Linked DNA regions of Homo sapiens: region 2 is linked to region 1. Evidence: read pairs that join two places in POLR2A ChIA-PET (ENCODE). Cell type or tissue: MCF 10A. All regions are shown on one strand. Links, peaks and the distances in the headings refer to the core of each region. The heading gives the core; the rest is flanking DNA.

What was found. ChIA-PET counts read pairs that join two places held together with the same protein. Peaks named below come from ENCODE experiments on the same cell type or tissue, not always from the same donor. Only the 100,000 strongest peaks of a DNase experiment are listed, where the experiment ranks them.
Region 2: POLR2A ChIA-PET joins it to region 1 with 11 read pairs; 3 of 35 experiments call an interaction of 5 or more read pairs at or near these places.

Annotation. Positions count from the first base shown.
Region 1 is chr9:32,660,349-32,668,855 of GRCh38, forward strand. No RefSeq gene overlaps it. Among named protein-coding and RNA genes, the nearest start is that of TAF1L, 29 kb to the left of the region's middle. In MCF 10A, for the core only: no CTCF peak of the experiment used is centred there; a DNase peak (open chromatin) is centred at 4,963.
Region 2 is chr9:32,600,820-32,609,326 of GRCh38, forward strand. It overlaps LOC105376015 (a long non-coding RNA gene), which reads right to left and starts at 8,182. Exons shown (of 2, transcript XR_929553.1): 1 at 8,073-8,182; 2 at 3,088-3,648. In MCF 10A, for the core only: no CTCF peak of the experiment used is centred there; a DNase peak (open chromatin) is centred at 3,582.

The DNA of each region.
Region 1 (8,507 bases), core at 271-8,270:
ACAGCCTCCCTCCTGGCTGCTGTCATGGGCTGGTGTTGTGTCTGTGGCTTTTCCAGGTACACAGTGCAAGCTGTCAATGGATCTACCATTCTGGGGTCTGGAGGACAGCTCCACTAGGTGGTGCCCCAGTAGGGACTTTGTGTGGGGACTCTGACCCAACATTTCCCTTCCACACTGCCCTAGCAGAGGTTCTCCATGAGCACCCCACCCCTGCAGCAAACTTCTGCCTGGTCATCCAGGTGTTTCCATACATCTGAAATCTAGGTGGAGGTTCCCAAACCCTAATTCTTGACTTCTGTGCACTCACAGACTCAACATCATGTGGAAGTTGCCAAGCTCTGAAGCCACAGCCCAAGCTCTTCATTGACCCCTTTCAGCCATGGCTGGAGTGGCTGGGATGCAGTGCACCAAGTCTGTAGGCTGCACACAGCACAGGGACCCTGGGCCTGACCCATTAAACCATTTTTTCCTCCTAGGTCCTCCGGGCCTGTGATGAGAGCGGCTGCCGTGAAGACCTCTGACATGCCCTGGAGACATTTTCCCCATTGTCTTGGGGATTAACATTCAGCTCCTCGTTACTTATGCAAATTTCTGTAGCCAGCTTGAATTTCTCAGAAAATAAGATTTTCTTTCCTATTGCATTGTCAGGCTGCAAATTTTCTTAACTTCTATGCTCTGCTTCCCTTATAAAACTGAATGCCTTTAACAGCACCGAAGTCACCTCTTGAATGCTTTGCTGCTTAGAAATTTCTTCCACCCTAAATCATTTCTCTCAAGTTCAAAGTCCCACAAATCTCTAGGGCAGGGGCAAAATGCTGCAAGTCTCTTTGCTAAAACATAACAAGAGTCACTTCTGCTCCAGTTCCCAACAAGTTCCTCATCTCCATCTGAGACTGCCTCAGCCTGGATTTCATTATCCATATCATTAACAGCATTTTGGTCAAAGCCATTCAACAAGTCTCTAGGAGTTCCAAACTTTTCCACATTTTTCTGTCTTCTTCTGAGCCCTCCAAACTGTTCTAATCTCTGCCTGTTACCCAGTTCCAAAGTTGCTTCCACATTTTTGGGTATCTTTTCAGCAGTGCCCCCACTCTTGTGGTACGAATTTACTGTGTTAGTCTGTTTTCACACTGCTAATAAAGATGTACCCGAGACAGGGCAATTTACTAAAGGAAGAGGTTTAATGAACTTACAGTTCCACATGGCTGGGGAAGCCTCACCATCATGGTGGAAGACAAGGAAGAGCAAATCACGTCTTACATGGATGGCAGCAGGCAAAGAGAGAACCTGTGCAGGGAAACTCCACCTTATAAAGCCATCAGATCACGTGAGACTTATTCACAGGAACAGCACTGAAATACCCACCTTTATGATTCAATTACCTTCCACTGGGTCCCTCCCACAACATATGGGAATTCAACATGAGATTTGGTTGGGGACACAGCCAAACCATATCATACACAGTAAATAATGGAGCTAGGATTTTATGTTGGACTTTGTGACTCCAATATGGGCCCATTCTACTTTTCCACAGCAACAACTTACTAAAGCTTCCATAAGAATCCCCAATGGGGAGAACTAAGAATCTCCTTGGCTCTGTATACATCCAGATACTCTTTTAGGTAAAGATGCAGCATTCAGCTTAGTTGGAGGGAAGTAGAAACCATGGTCCTTACCCTTGAGTAATTATCTTCCTTCTGACTGGTGAACTGAAATTATTCAAAAAGGTCTTGCATAAAGCATGACTTCTGGCATAAAACACATGCTTAAGTAGAATAACAATAAATTACAAATTCAAGCATCTTCCCTACCATTCTGTCTTGGAAAGTTTATTGCTACACAGACAAATCCTCCAATGAGTGCAAGAAAAATATAAACATCAGCTACTGAATTTTATCCATACTGATATTTGGTCATGTGCCAAATGGGTTTGCACTTTAGCATGCAATATTAAAACTTCAGAATCCACCATCCTTGACCTGCACTGGATTCCCCCAAATGCTTGAAGACTCCACTATTCATTGCCACATCAGCTGTGAATTTCTAGCTTGTTGCTAATCTCCTCTCTTTCTCACAAATCAGCTTCTTTTTTAATTTATTTATTGCATCACCTTGCTATGTATACTGGAAACTTTTACATATTTAAAGTTGTAATTTAAGAAACTACAGAGAAGCCAGAAATAGAAGTTTGGGTTTTAAAATTTTTTCTTACAAGAAAGGGTTAGAAGCACACCAACCTAGACAGAAAAAAAGACAGACTCTCCTGCACAGGTCTGGGGAGTTGCTGATATACTGCCCTTGTAAGTTGGCACCCTGGCACCCATGGCATGTAGAGGTAAAGGGTATAGAGTAGATACAATATTGCCCAATTATCCCTCCTTCAAAGACTCTCTTGCCAGAACCAACACCTTACCCACCTGCTTTCTCTTCTTAACTTTCCATTTCCTCAGCCTCTCACTGCATGACGGCTTTGACTTCACCCCCATCCATTGGTACCATGAAAGACCCTCTAGATGCTATACATATTGGCACTTTTCAGTTCTTATCATACTTGACCTTTATGCCACACAGTTTATTGGTCCCACCTTCCCAAAACTCTCCTCTTTAGGGTAAGGCTAATAACTATTGTTGTCATTATAAGTTTGCATTCATAGAGTGCTTATCATTTATAAGGCAGTGTGTTAAGCACTTTGTGTGCATTCTTTCTTTGAACACTTATAAACCCATGATGTAGACATTATTATTATTCCTATATCACAGATGAAGAAATTGAGGCACAACAGGTTAAGTAACTTGTCCAAAATGATACAGCTAGTAAATGGCAGAGCCAGATTTTGAACTCAGATTTTCCTGCCTCCAGAACTCCTATTTGTAAGCATTACACTACATTGCCTCATAATGTTTTCAAGACAGTGACTGTCTTAGTCAGCTGGGCTGCTATAACAAATTACCATAGAGTGAGTGGTTTAGACAAAAGACAGTTATTTATCATAGTTTTGGAAACTGGGAAGTCCAAGATCAAGGTGTAAACACACCCTGAATGTACAGATTTAAGGAGTGTAGCTGGCTGGAGAATAAGGGGTACTCACATAAACACCTTCCAATCAGTGTGTAATTGATGGAGTATAAATAAAAGTGCTTAAAAACCAAAATGGCTCTATTTGTAAATAAAATTTCTATATGCTTTGTTCAAAACTCATAGATTAATTCAAAATCAAAACCAAAATCCAATGTGCAAAAACAAAAAAAGGGACACTTAGGCAAATTTTTGCAAGTTTCTGATGGTTTCGGTCTCCTCTAGGAAAAAAAATTATTTTGGCTATGCCTGGTGCTTGTCTGTATCCTTTAAATCTTCAGGAAAATTCGGTATGGGGTAAGAGCTATGATTCATGTTAGTCTGTGTTTGACTTTCGTGTTAGTATAAAGATTGAAAAAGTGAACTATATTCCTGGAAAGGCTAAAAACAATAATAATATCACTTAGTATGAACCAGGTGCTGTGTTAAGCATGGCAAATCTGATGGAGGTTTAAGGGCCTTGTGGAGAGGTAGGGAGGGGCTCTTGCTGATAGCCAGCCAACCCCCAGAGGCAGAACCACTTAATTAACCTGCAGCTGACCCAGACACAGGAAAGAACCCAGCTGAAATCAAAAGACCTGCCCAACTAACGCCAGCCTAAATTACTGACCCATAGAATCATGAGCTCAATGAAATATTGATACATTAAGCCATGACGTTTTGAGGTTTTGTAGCAGTAATGAACTACTACAATCTTCAACTAAATCACCTTTTTAAAAAAGCTGTGAAATGAGTATGATATGCTAGTAATATATATTTTCTAACATACAACAAAATAAAAATACATTATAACTATTAAATTCTCTTAAAATGTTAAAGAAAAAAGAGAAGATATTATTCCAGGCAAGGCAGATGGTCAAGAGTACATTTGAAAAATAGAGGAAATTTAACTGGGTTTGGAAAATCATGTAGGATGTGACTGTGTAGAGGTCAGTGAGGATAGAAGTATTGGATTAGGGAGAAAAGGATATTCTACAAATATAAAGTGTATTTGGAAGATAGTGGGTAAATCAGCTCGGTTAAGACATAAGTGTTTTGGTTTTATTTCTTTGTGAAGATCTAAACCTGGAAAAAGCTTTTAAGAAAAACTTAAATGTAGGCTAATGCCTTCAGCTGGATACCTAAATAAATAAATAATCCCTGTCACCATCTGTTTTTTCAAAATGAGACCAATGCATGTCTAACCTCACTTATAACTAGAAGGGACTGATTTCTGAGGGATCATAACTCTCCTTCAAAGTCCTTTTTTTGAGGCTGGGCAACATACGGAGACCCCATCTCCACAAAAAATAAAAACATTAGCCAGGTGTAGTGGCACATGCCTGTGGTCCCAGCTACTCGAAAGGCTGAGATGGGAGAATTGCTTGAACCCAGGAGGTCTAGGCTGCAGTGATCACGCCACTGCACTCCAGCCTGGGCAACACAGAGAGAGACCCTGTTAAAAAAAAAAAAAAAAAGAAGAAGAAGAAGAAAGAAGAAAAAAGAAGAAGAGAAAAAACATTCTTTTGTGATCATAATGAACAGAGAATAACTTTCCATTCCTACATTAAATGATTTAGACACAGCATAATGCAGATTTTACAGCTGGTAATAAGGTAAACAGAAAATACAGATGACCAGAAGCTAGGAGACAAGCTGATGCTCTTATTCAGCAACTAATGAGCTGTGTTACTTTGGGGGTGTGATATGTCTCTGAATCTCAGCCTCCTCATCCATCAAATACGTGGGGTTAAACCAGATGATCTCTAAGACTTCTTCCAGCTCTAAAATTCTGTCACTCTCTGTCAGCTATTCAGCAAGACAAGCAGCCATCAAGAGATCATCAGATTCAGTGCTGATTCAGCCCTGGGCAGAGGTGCTTCTGAGTACTTCAGGGAGGAGCTTGTTGTGGAGTTCCAGCTTACCAAGCCTGAGTTTTGCTTGATGCATAATGACTCAGGCGCTTCCCTCAGAGGGTGTGTGTGTGTGTTGGGGTAAGGGTCAATAGTGAAAAAAAGTTAAAATCCTCACACTATATTATATCCAGTCTGAAAGTTTAATGTATCTCTAGGAGGCACATAGGATATTACCGGAAATTGATTCACACTTTGCCTGCAAATACCATGGTCAGCTCGCACAGCTATGAAGAAATACCTGAGACTGGGTAATTTACACAGAAAAGACATTTAGTTAGCTCATGGTTCTGCAAGCTGCACAGGAAGCATGGCAGCATCTGCTTCTGGGGAGGCCTCAGGGAGCTTTTACTAATGGTGGAAGGCAAAGTGGAAGCAGGCATCTTACATGGCAGGAACAGAACCAGAGTTGGTGGGGAGGTGCTACACACTTTCAAACAACCAGGTCTTGTGAGAACTCACTCACTCTACAGTACCAAGGGGTGATGGTGCTAAACCATTCATGAGAACCCTGTTCCCAGGATCCAGTCACTTCCCACCAGGCCCCACCTCCAACACTGGGGATTACAATTCGATATTAGATTTGGTAGGGACACAGATCCAAACCATATCAATCAGAAAAATTTTAAAACTAGAGCATCCTTAAAGGGAGCTCCTACTGAGCCTGTCTTGGCATAAGTGCAGCATTCAAAACAGAGACCAGTGTCATGGACTGAGTGATGAAGGAGAAAGGAAGAGGAGACAGGAAAACTGTATTACAATGATCCATTTATTCAACATCTGTCATTCAATCTAGCACTTTCTGTAGGCCAGGCACTTGGCTAGGTGCTGGAAATACAGCAAAGATCAAAACCAACAAAAAATTCCTGCCCTTATGGATCTTACAATTTCTTCCTGATATTTCTTCTGTGGTAGCCAGGACGTGTACTATTATGCACACATCTGTTTCTGGGGTGTTTGTTGTTTGCTTGTTGGCCTTCTTTTGTTTTCTTTGTGTGGACTGTAAAGAGTTGGTGGGGTTGGGGGTAACTTTCTGGTGCAGATGCTTGGAGGACTGAGGACACCTGAAGGATACTTACTTGGATTGGTCAAAGCTTGACTTAACTCGTTCATTCAATCATCAATTATTTATAGAGAACCAACTATATAAAAGGTTCTGCAGTTTAAAAAAAAGTAAATAAGCCAGATTCTCTGTCCCAAAGATAGTCGCAACTTAGTTTTCCCTACTGAGGAAAAAAGACATTAAAAATACATAATTACAATTCAATATAATCTATGCTACAACCGAGTACACACAAAGAGTGAACTCAAACAAAGGAAAGAGTTAACTCTGCTGGAAAAAACTCTAGGGACATCTTCCCAGAGGAGGTTTGGTAACCTGGGTTGTGAAGAATGAGTAGAAGTTTTGTTGCAGGCTGCAGGGAAAGCATGTGCAGAATAAAAACAGGGAAAGCAGCTGCACGGTTTGGAGAGAGGTGGTTGTTCTGTGTGGCTGCAGCAGTCCTTAATACACATCTTGCTGCTTATTAAGATTACCAGGAGAACCTTCAAAATGACAGACACCGTGACCCTACCACCAGCTCGATTAAACTAGAATCTTTTGGGGGTGAAGCCCAGTCCTGCATAAAATTTTAAGACTCTCTGGGCCGGATGTGGTGGCTCACGCCCATAATCCCAGCATTTTGGGAGGCCGAGGCAGGAGGATCACGAGGTCAAGAGATTGAGACCATCCTGGCCAGCATGGTGAAACCCCATCTCTACTAAAAATACAAAAAATTAGCTGGGCGTGGTAGTACATGCCTGTAGTCCCAGCTACTCAGGAGGCAGAGAAAGGAGAATTGCTTGAACCTGGGAGACGGAGGTTGCAGTGAGCCAAGATCATTCCACTGCACTCCAGCCTGGCGACAGAGCGAGACTCCATCTAAAAAAAAAAAAAAAAAAAAGACTCACTGGGTGGTTCTAAGGTGCAGCCACAGTCAAGAATAATTAGGCTAGAACAGTATAGAACAGTACTTCTCAAATTTTAATATAAGAATCACCTGAGGATCTTTTGAACTAAAAATAGATCTACCATTCAATCCAGCAAGCCCACTACTGGGTATCTACCCAAAGAGAAAGAAGTTATTATATGAAAAAGACACACACATGTATGTTTATAGCAGCACAATTCACAATTGCAAAGATATGGAAAAAACTAAGTGTCCATCGACCAATGAATGGATTAAGAAAATGTGGTATATATACACCATGGAATACTGTTTGGCCATAAAAAGGAACAAAATAATGTTTTATTTGTAGCAACTTGGATGGAGTTAGAGGCCATTATTCTAAGTGAAGTAACTCAGAAATGGAAAACCAAAAACCATGTGTTCTCACTTATAAGTGGGAGCTAAGCTATGAGTTTGCAAATGCATACAGAGTGATATAATGGACTTTGGAGACTCAGAAGGGGGAGGGAGGTGAGGGATAAAAAACTGCATATTGGGTACAATGTACAATACTCGGATAATAAGTGCACTAGAATCTCAGAATTCACTGCTATATAATTCATCCATGCAACCCCAAACCCCAAAAGCCATTGAAATTTTATATATACATATATATATACACATGTATAAATTCTAATCCAATAGGCCTGGGGTGGGCCTGAGAACCTGCGTTTCTAACAAGCTCCCAGGTGATGCTGATGCTGCTGGCCCACAGCACATTCTAGCAAGTGGATAGAACAGTGGTTCTCAAAGTATGGTGCCAGTACCATCAGCATCACCTGGGAACCCAGAAGAAATACAGATTTTCAGGGCCCATTCCAGATCTACTGAAATAGAAACTCGGGTTGGAGATCCGGCAATCTGTCTTTTCAAGTCTTCTGCATGGTTCTCCTGCACCTTAGAAAGTCGTGATAGTGCTGAAAAACCACTGGGGTGAAAAACCACTTTGGGCTAGAGCATCAAAAGGTTGGGTAATGGTATTGAAAGATACTAGAAATGTACATGGGGTATAAAGAATGTGGCATACAAAGAGTTAGAACAGGGGTATCCAATCTTTCGGTTTCCCTTGGCTATACTGGAAGAAGAAGAATTATCTTGGGCCACACATAAAACACACTAACACTAATGATAGCTGATGAGCCAAAAAAAAAAATTGCAGAAAAATCTCATAATGTTTTAAGAAAGTTTACAAATTTGTGTTGGGCCACATTCAAAGCCATCCTGGGCTGCATGCTGCCCACGGCCCACGGGTTGGACAAGCTTGAAGTTAGAATTTTATCCTATAGGCAACAGGAAATTCCTAGATAGTCTTAAGAAGAAGAGTAATTGAATTCGAAGTTATTTTAAGATCTTTCTGGCAGAAGTGTCCCTTTGAGGCACCTCCCAACTATGGTACGAAGTGTCCTAGTTGCTTTGGTTTCACTGACGGGCCTTTCCACCCATCTTCCCAAGGCCTCTGCCCCCCTACAGAAAGCTTCGGGTCCTATGACAGCTCTGGGTCCTGCCCAATGTTTGCTGGGCTGATTTCCCTGGTTTCTGACCTGGTGCCTG
Region 2 (8,507 bases), core at 117-8,116, 60 kb before region 1:
AAGTAATTAAGACTCAGAAGCAAACAGAAGAGGAAGCTCCCCCAGGGAATTAAGAGTTATACAGTTGGATGTCTAAGGAAACAGAACAGCATCTTTCTTGCGAGGACTGAGCCAGGCTACTGGTAGGAAGGGAACTCAAAGAGCGAACTCCAACACTTTTGGTTGGAGACCTTGAACCAATGTGCAGAACAGACATGGCTTATGTCTGACATTGATGGGGGTGGGGTGGAAGCAGGCAGAGCAGGGGTATATTAAGTCTCTAGAAGATACATGGTCCTGGTACTGTCTTCACTTCTACTTTTCTGCCACTATGGAAAGAGTAGTTGAAATTCTACAAGCTGAGAGATTTCATATCTACCCAGACCTTAAGACTTCCTCAATAAAGTTTGGCAGATGGCAAATACAGAGCATGATCAGACCTGTGGAAATCTACCCAAAAGCCAGATGTCACCTCCCCTGTGTCCTCTGATTCCCGCATCTGCTCACACTGCTCAGCCTCACTGCATCAACCTGGATGCAGAACTCAGCACCTCTCCTAGTCCTGCTGCTCTCCACCAAATCCAGCCACAGAAAAGCTTCAGTGAGCAATGTTAATTTCCCTGAAGACTCTGTGGGTCCTGGAGGAGAAGGAGGGGACAGGAAGGGTAGCTATATCATACAACCTGAAGAAAACAAGGTAAAAACTGACATTCTATATTTGTACCTCCACAAATCCCTTCCTGGTTTATCCTCTCTAGGGATTTTTATCCCTGAATCCTCCCAGATTTCACTGCTTAATTCTCTCCCCTAGATTCTTGATCATCCTACCCCCAACTCCTGCCTTCATTTTCATTTTTTTTCCTTCCCTTTCTTACGCAAGCAATTTAGCCACTTCCCTCAATTCATAAACTTACAGACCCCAGGACATCATGATGCTCTGCAAAACAAGATACTCTACAGTAACAAAATTCACCCTCCTAAAGAAGCAGTTGGGGTAACAAACAATAATTTGTTGATGTTTTGTATAACAATCTGAAAAAGTAAAATGATATTAGCCGTGCCACCTCAAGGAGCACCTAGTTTGTGCCAGGTGCTTTATACATATACAGGTACAGCAAATTTAGGATTATTGATATCATTCATAAAGAAGAAAAGTCAGCTCAGAGAGATTAAATGTATAACCTGCCTAAAAACACAAACTCAAGGAGGTGGCCCAGGATCAAAGCCTAGTTTTAACACTAAAGCCCATGACCTTTCCTATGCTGCTATATATTTTCAAGAACAGTTTGCTGGCAAATAATTATTTAGCTTTAAGCCATAAATTACTCAACCTAAAGATCTACAGTGTTGTAAGAATGCAAAGTGAGCCTGAATTGAACAAAACAAAACAAAAAACAATATGTAGGGCTATGAACAAGGGATGGGAGTGGAGGAGAGACTATGATTTTTGTGTACTTCGAATGTATCAGGTTCTGTGGTCCAGTATTTACATACTTTTTCTCTTTTACTCCTTCCAACAACCCTGTGAAGCAGAGATTGTTATGTTCATGTTAACCGTCTCTCTCTCCGTCTCTCCTCTGTGGCTCATTTGCAAGGTTGACATGACATCTATTTTAATTTTGCTCAAGCTAAACTTATGCAGTGCTATGATATAAACTTCAGTTTCTCTGATCTACTGTAGTTCTTCTTGACCCTCTTCCTGGAAACTATTTATCACCCCTATGGAGAAAAACTTGAGGGCTGGCTGTTATTTTCTACTTACTTTTCTCTAGCCAGAAAATTTGTGAGAAGGAGGAAAGGTCATCAGGAGCTGCCTACAGTTGTTGCTAGCCTGGCTGGATTCTCTCTTGCAAGCCCCAGCAAATGTCCCTTACCAGGGCCAGTCTTCCCAGCATGGGACATTTTCTAACCCAAGGGCTTTGGTTGATCCCCCCATTCAGCAAGCACCCTGGAGAATGCCCGGCCCTGCCTACTCCTCTGCCTTAGCAAGGGTCTGCAGTGGCACGAAGAGTGGCTCCTACGCGTCAGTTTCCCCACCTCCTCGTGCCTCAATCCACTTCTTCCTCACATCAAGGCGAATTCAGAAAAAGTATCAGAATTTTGTTGACTCACCTTTCCTCATTTCTCTTTCTGAAAAGCAAGTGTCATTACAAGGTTGAAAGCCGTACAGTTGAAAGTAAAACTGTATTACATGAAGTTTTGCCCTTTTTTCAATCTTGATCACTGATGAGAAATTTTTGGCCCTTTAAAATGCAGTCATTTTATTCATTTTGTTAGGTACTGGGGGAAAATGCTCTCTGATCTGACTTCCTTTACCTCAAACTTTCAGAACAACTTTCAAGCAGGTGGGCCACACTCAGAAAAACCAAAGCCTGAAATTCAGTGTCAGGGTAAAAATAACATTAAGGATGGGGTGAAAAACAGTGAGCCTTATTTCACATTGACTTTAGAGGCTGAATTACAGCTAGATAGGAGGAATAAGTTCTAGTGTTGAGATGGCTTCTAATTTTATATTTACTTAAATCACATACTTATGTTTCCAAGAGCTTAAAAAAAAAAGGACAAGACACTTTGAAGTTTGTATCATTTCCAATACTAAAAATTCACTAAAGGTGAATCGTTGCAGGTTAAAAATCTCATATGCTAGGCCGGGCGCGGTGGCTCACGCCTGTAATCCCAGCACTTTGGAAGGCCGAGGCGGGCGGATCACGAGGCCAGGAGATTGAGACCATCCTGGGTAACACAGTGAAACGCCATCTCTACTAAAAATACAAAAAATTAGCCAGGCAAGGTGGCGGGCGCCTGTAGTCCCAGCTACTCGGGAGCCTGAGGCAGGAGAATGGCGTGAACCCCGGGGGGCGGAGCCTGCAGTGAGCCGAGATCGCGCCACGCACTCCAGCCTGGGCGACAGCGAGACTCTGTCTCAAAAAAAAAAAAAAAAAAAAAAAAAAAACTCATATGATAATAGACTTCAAAAACAACAACAAAAAAACCCAAAGCATCCTTATAATGACACAAAATATTAGAGTGGCATTAAAATGTGTCCCAAATATATAATATCATTTTCAAAAGATGTCGCCGTCTAAAAGCAACTGAGCTGAACATCTCTGACTTCACCATACTTTGCATTTATTTATCTTACAAAGTGAAACTAATTCTTTCATTACTTTTAGAGATTAATTCTGTGTGCTGACTTCAACAAGACGATGTTTTGCATTTGTGCTCAGCCACATTTTAAGCAACACCCTGAGAGAGTCAGTACTGTGTGCAGGGATTCAGCTGCACAGTTCACATCGAGATCAGCAAAAGGGTGGATAAATCCCTAGGTGCGGCTTTAATTTTGTTGCCAGGAAAAAAAAAAAACAAAAAACCCAACCAGTGTTCAGAGGCCATCAGGCTTAGCTTCTGCTCTGTGCCTCTGCGAAGTGCAATGCACAGGAAACAACACATCCTGGAGCCCCGACCCACTCTGAATTACAGCTGCCTGCCAGGCCCAGGAGGCTTGGTCCTAGGAGTCCAGCAACCAGGCTGTGCAGTGCGGCTGGGTCGAAAATTCCTGAGGGCTGATTATCTTCTTCTCAGCAGTTGGCAGGTGTGCGTCACCATCAGCTTAACTCTCCCTGTGTTCCCTGGATGACTCACAATGATCGCTTCCCATGTCACCTTAACCTAGTGAGCAAATTAGGAAGAGTTGTTTATTCATTTTAAACTATGATAATCCCTTCTAGTCACAATAGCTAAAGTGGTCATATGGCCACTGGCCATCACTATTGATCTTCTGGTATGTGTTGGGTATAGTTATGGAGGCAGAGTAGCAGTGGCCAAACACCTGTGTTCCGGGTTCAGGAACTGAAACCCTGGCTCCACCACTAACTATCTGCATGGCAGGGCAAGGTCCTTAACTTCATTAAACCTCCGGTTCCTTATTCGTAAAATGAAGACAATAATGGCACCCATTGGGAGGACTTAAAAAGCTAATACTGTGTATAGGAAAATTCTTAGCCCCATGTTAACATTCTCACTGATGCAGCTGCTGAAGATGATTAACATCTATTTTATTTAAGAAAGTTGATACCAAAGGTTTACATTTATATATTTTCCTAATTTAAAAAAATATTTTATATGACACATAATGATTTGTACATATTTATGGGGTGCATAGTGATGTTTCAACACATATGATGTATAGTGATAAGGTCAAGGTAATTAGCATAGCCATCATGTCAAACATTTATCATTTCTTTGTGTTGGGAACATTCTATATCCTCCTGCTAGCTATTTGAAACTATAGAGTATATTATTGTTAACTATCATCATCCTGTAGCGCTATATAACACTAGAACTCATTCCTTCTATCTAGCTGTAATTTTGTATTCTTCTACAAATCTATCCCTATGTCTCCCTTCCCTCTCCTTCCCAGCCTGTAGTACTGAGTTGCTTTACCAGTGATTAGGAATATAATGAAGTACTTCTGAAACCAGATGCTTTTTATTTTCAAGCTTTAAGCATTTATTTTCAATTGTACAAAACCATCTTGTTTCATGGATGAAGACAGAGAAATATAAGGCTTGCCTGAGATCACAAAGCTGACTAGAGGTAAAAATGCTACTAAAATTCTAGTGTCCTGATTTTCTTCCCAGGCTTTTTTGTCTCCATTGCCCTGCTTTTCCTTGTATGATCATATTCATCAGCGGAGACTCTCATATTCTAGCCATGTTCCTACAGAGCCATTCTAGATGTTAGTAATTTCACTTTTTGGCTGTTATAACAGAGAGCCTCAAAATAACACTGGGGCTAGCCTCAGTGGCTCATGCCTGTAATCCCAGCCCTTTGAGAGGCCTAGGTGGGTGGATCACTTGAGGTCAGGAGTTCCAGACCAGCCTGGCCAAGATAGCAAAACCCCGTCTCTACTAAAAATACAAAAAACTAGCTAGGCGAGATGGTGGGCAGGAGAATTGCTCAAACCCGGGAGGCGGAGGTTGCGGTGAGCTGAGATTGCAGCCACTGCACTCCAGCCTGGGCAACAGAGCAAAACTCTATCTCAAATAAATACAAAATAAATAAAAAATAACACTGGATTAAACAAGATACTTATCTCTCATGTTAAAATCCAGGTAAGCAATCCAGGGCTGGAATGGAGGCCCTGCAATCACCAGTTGCCCAAGCCTCCTGTGTCTTAATGCCCTGCCAATCTCAGCACCTAGTATCTGTTTTTGGTCTAAGGATGGCTACCCTCACTTCCACCTTCCCATCAGTGAGGATGTGGAAAGAGGTAAAAGCCTGGCTCCATTTAAGAGAACATGACATTTTTGCTCACATCCCATTCTTCTGAACTTAATCACATAGCTACATCTAGCTGCAAGGGAGGCTGGAAAATGGGACTCTTTGACTGCCCCCTGTGTAAGAAGGGGAGACTGGATACTGGAGTATAATTAATAGTTGTTGACACATGGACACCCTAAGCTTTAAGTAGTATGATATTTTTACAAAAATACTAGAGTTTTTAGAGTTTAATACAACAGCTAGAAGGTGTACATAGGTCCTAAGCATCAATGAAGGATCATTAATCCATTTCTCAGAATGTGATTCCAGACAGCAGCTTCCATCTGAGGGTCTACAAAGGTGGCATGGGGTTCTGCACATTATTACAAATATTTACCAAGCCAATGTATAAAAAGACAGGCAATAACAAATATTGACAAGGATGTAAAGAAACTGTAGCTCTTGTATTCTGCTGGCGGGAAAATGGTGCAGCCACTTTGTAAAACATTTTTCAGTTTCTTAAAATACTAAATAGAGTCACCATATGACCCAACAATTCAGCCATTATTATCTACCCAAGATAAATGAAAATCTACATTCACATGAAGATTTGTATATGAATATTCCTGAGAACATTAGCCATAATATCCAAAAAATGGAAATAACCCAAATGTTTTAACTGGTGAATGGATAAGAAAAATGTGGTATATCCATACAACAGAACACTATTCCAGTCATAAAAAGGAACAAAGTATTGACACATGCTTCAACATGAATGCATGTCAAATACATTAAGTGAAAGAAGACATAAACAAAAGACCATGGTTCCATTCATATGAATATAAATATATGAAATATCCATCACAGACACATCAATAGAAACAGAAAGCAGATCAGTGGTTTTGTGTGGCGGGGGTTGGGGGTGGTGCTGAAGGTGGAAATAGGAAGTGACTGCAAATGGGAATGAGGTTATTTTGGGGGTGAAGGAAATGTTCTAAAATTCCATTGCAGTAATGATTGCAAAACTCTTTAAACTTACTAAGAATTATTAAATTATACACTTTTATTTTTAGAGATGAGGTCTTGCTACATTGTTCAGGCTGCTCTCGAACTCCTGGCCTGAAGTGATTCTCCTGCCTTGGCCTCCCAAAGCTCTGGGATTACAGGCATAAGCCACCATACCCGGCCTGTTTTTAATTTTCTTTGCAGCCTTAGGAAATCTAGAATTCAAGGACACACCATGATTAGTTGCTGGGGATATTAAGTGGTTAAAAAAGCTGTGGCCTGCGCAGTGCTCAGGGATGGGAACAGGTGAACCAGGAGAGTGGCAACAAGCAATGGTAAGAGAAAACCCAGAGCAGAGTAATCACGCTGGACCCTTGCTGGGAGAACTAACCTTAAGGGGTGTGGAGGAGAGGACTCAAGTAGATAACAAAAACAGCACTCAGAGATATTCCCCAGTTCCCTGTGGTCCAGCTCAATCTTCTACAGTTTTCATGAGACTATACCACGCTGTGAGAATTGATATTCCTAATCATTCATTAATTCTTCACATATGCATCCACAAAGATTTCTTGAACCTCCTATTGCCAGGAGTAAGGATGTTCCTAAGAGCCCAAACCTGGTTTCTCGTTCTACCTCAGCTGCTTGTTCGAGTACAGGTCTCATCTCAGTATAAGTTTCTTCTTTCTTTTTTTTTGAATTTCAAAGAGCCTATATCTTCATGAATTTCATGAAAAAAAATTAAATAAACATGAGGTCTAAAATTTGCTTCTTGTGCCTGCAATAAATCTTTCCAGGAAGAACTACCTTCCCAGGTTTTTTTATCCTTTTGTTTTCCTTCCTTAATATTACAAAGTCCTTTCTGAGGTCATAAACCTAGCAACAATATACAACTTTAGACTTAAATGTGAAAAAACATTAAATGACCATAATTGACTCAGGATGAAGTGATCTAATCTGAATACCAATAATAAATTTTAAAAAATTTTTTCTTTATTCCTTCTAAAAAAAGAAAAACAGGATACATGTGCAGAACATACAGGTTTGTACATAGGTATATGTGTGCCATGGTGGTTGGCTGCACCTATTGATCCATTCTCTAAGTTCCCTTCCCTCACTCCCCACCCTGCAAGCAGCCCTGGTGTGTGTTGTTCTCCTCTCTGTGTCCATGTGTTCTCAGTGTTCAGCTCCTACTTATGAGTGAGAACAAGCAGTGTTTGGTTTTCTGTGCCTGTGTTAGTTTGCTGAGGATGATGGTTTCCAGCTTCATCTATGTCCCTGCAAAGGACATGATCTCATTCCTTTTTATGGCTGCATAGTATTCCATGGTGTATATGTACCACATTTTCTCTATCCAGTCTATCATTGATGGACATTTGGGTTGGTTCCATGTCTTTGCTATTGTGAATAGTGCTGCAATAAACATATATGTGCATGTGTTTTTATAGCAGCATGACTTATAATCCTTTGGGTATATACTCAATAATGGGATTGCTGGGTCAAATGGTATTTCTGGTTCTAGATCCTTGAGGAATTGCCCCTCCAATAATAAATTTTTTAAAAATCATAGAATTCACTCCAAAGAAATCTAACCCAGGTAGCTTTGTGGGCGAGCCTTTTTAAATATTAAAAACACATATGATTCTCCCTCTATAAACTCCTTCAAAGTTAAAATGGAAAACCTACCTAATTATAGACAAGAAACCAAACAAACAAAACAAAACCAAAACCTAAAAATACCTTGGTACCAAAACTTAAAACAACAGCAACAACTATAAACCAATCTTATGTGTCAATACAGATGCAAAAACCTTGGGTAAACTACTTACAAATTAGGCTGGGTGCAGTGGCTCTGTAATTCCAACACTTTCGGAACCTGATGCAAGAGGATTGCTCGAAGCCAGGAGTTCAAGAACAGTCTGGCCAACATCGCAAGACCCCATCTTTAAAAAAAATTTAAAAATTAGCCGTGAGTGAGGGAGAGCTGGGCACAGTGGTGTACACCTGTAGACTCAGCTACTCAGAAGGCCAAGGTAGGAGGACTGCTTAAGCCCAGGAGTTCAAGGCTTCAGTGAGCTATGATAGCACCACTGCACTCCAGCCTGGGTGACAGAGCGAGACGACATCTCTAATAAATAAAAAACAAGAGAGAAAAAAAATTACAAATTAAATTAAATAACATATTTAGGGACTTTCCACCATGTTCAAGTAGAATTTCCTCAAAAAATATGAAGATTTTTTTTTTTTTTTTTTTTTTTTAGTAT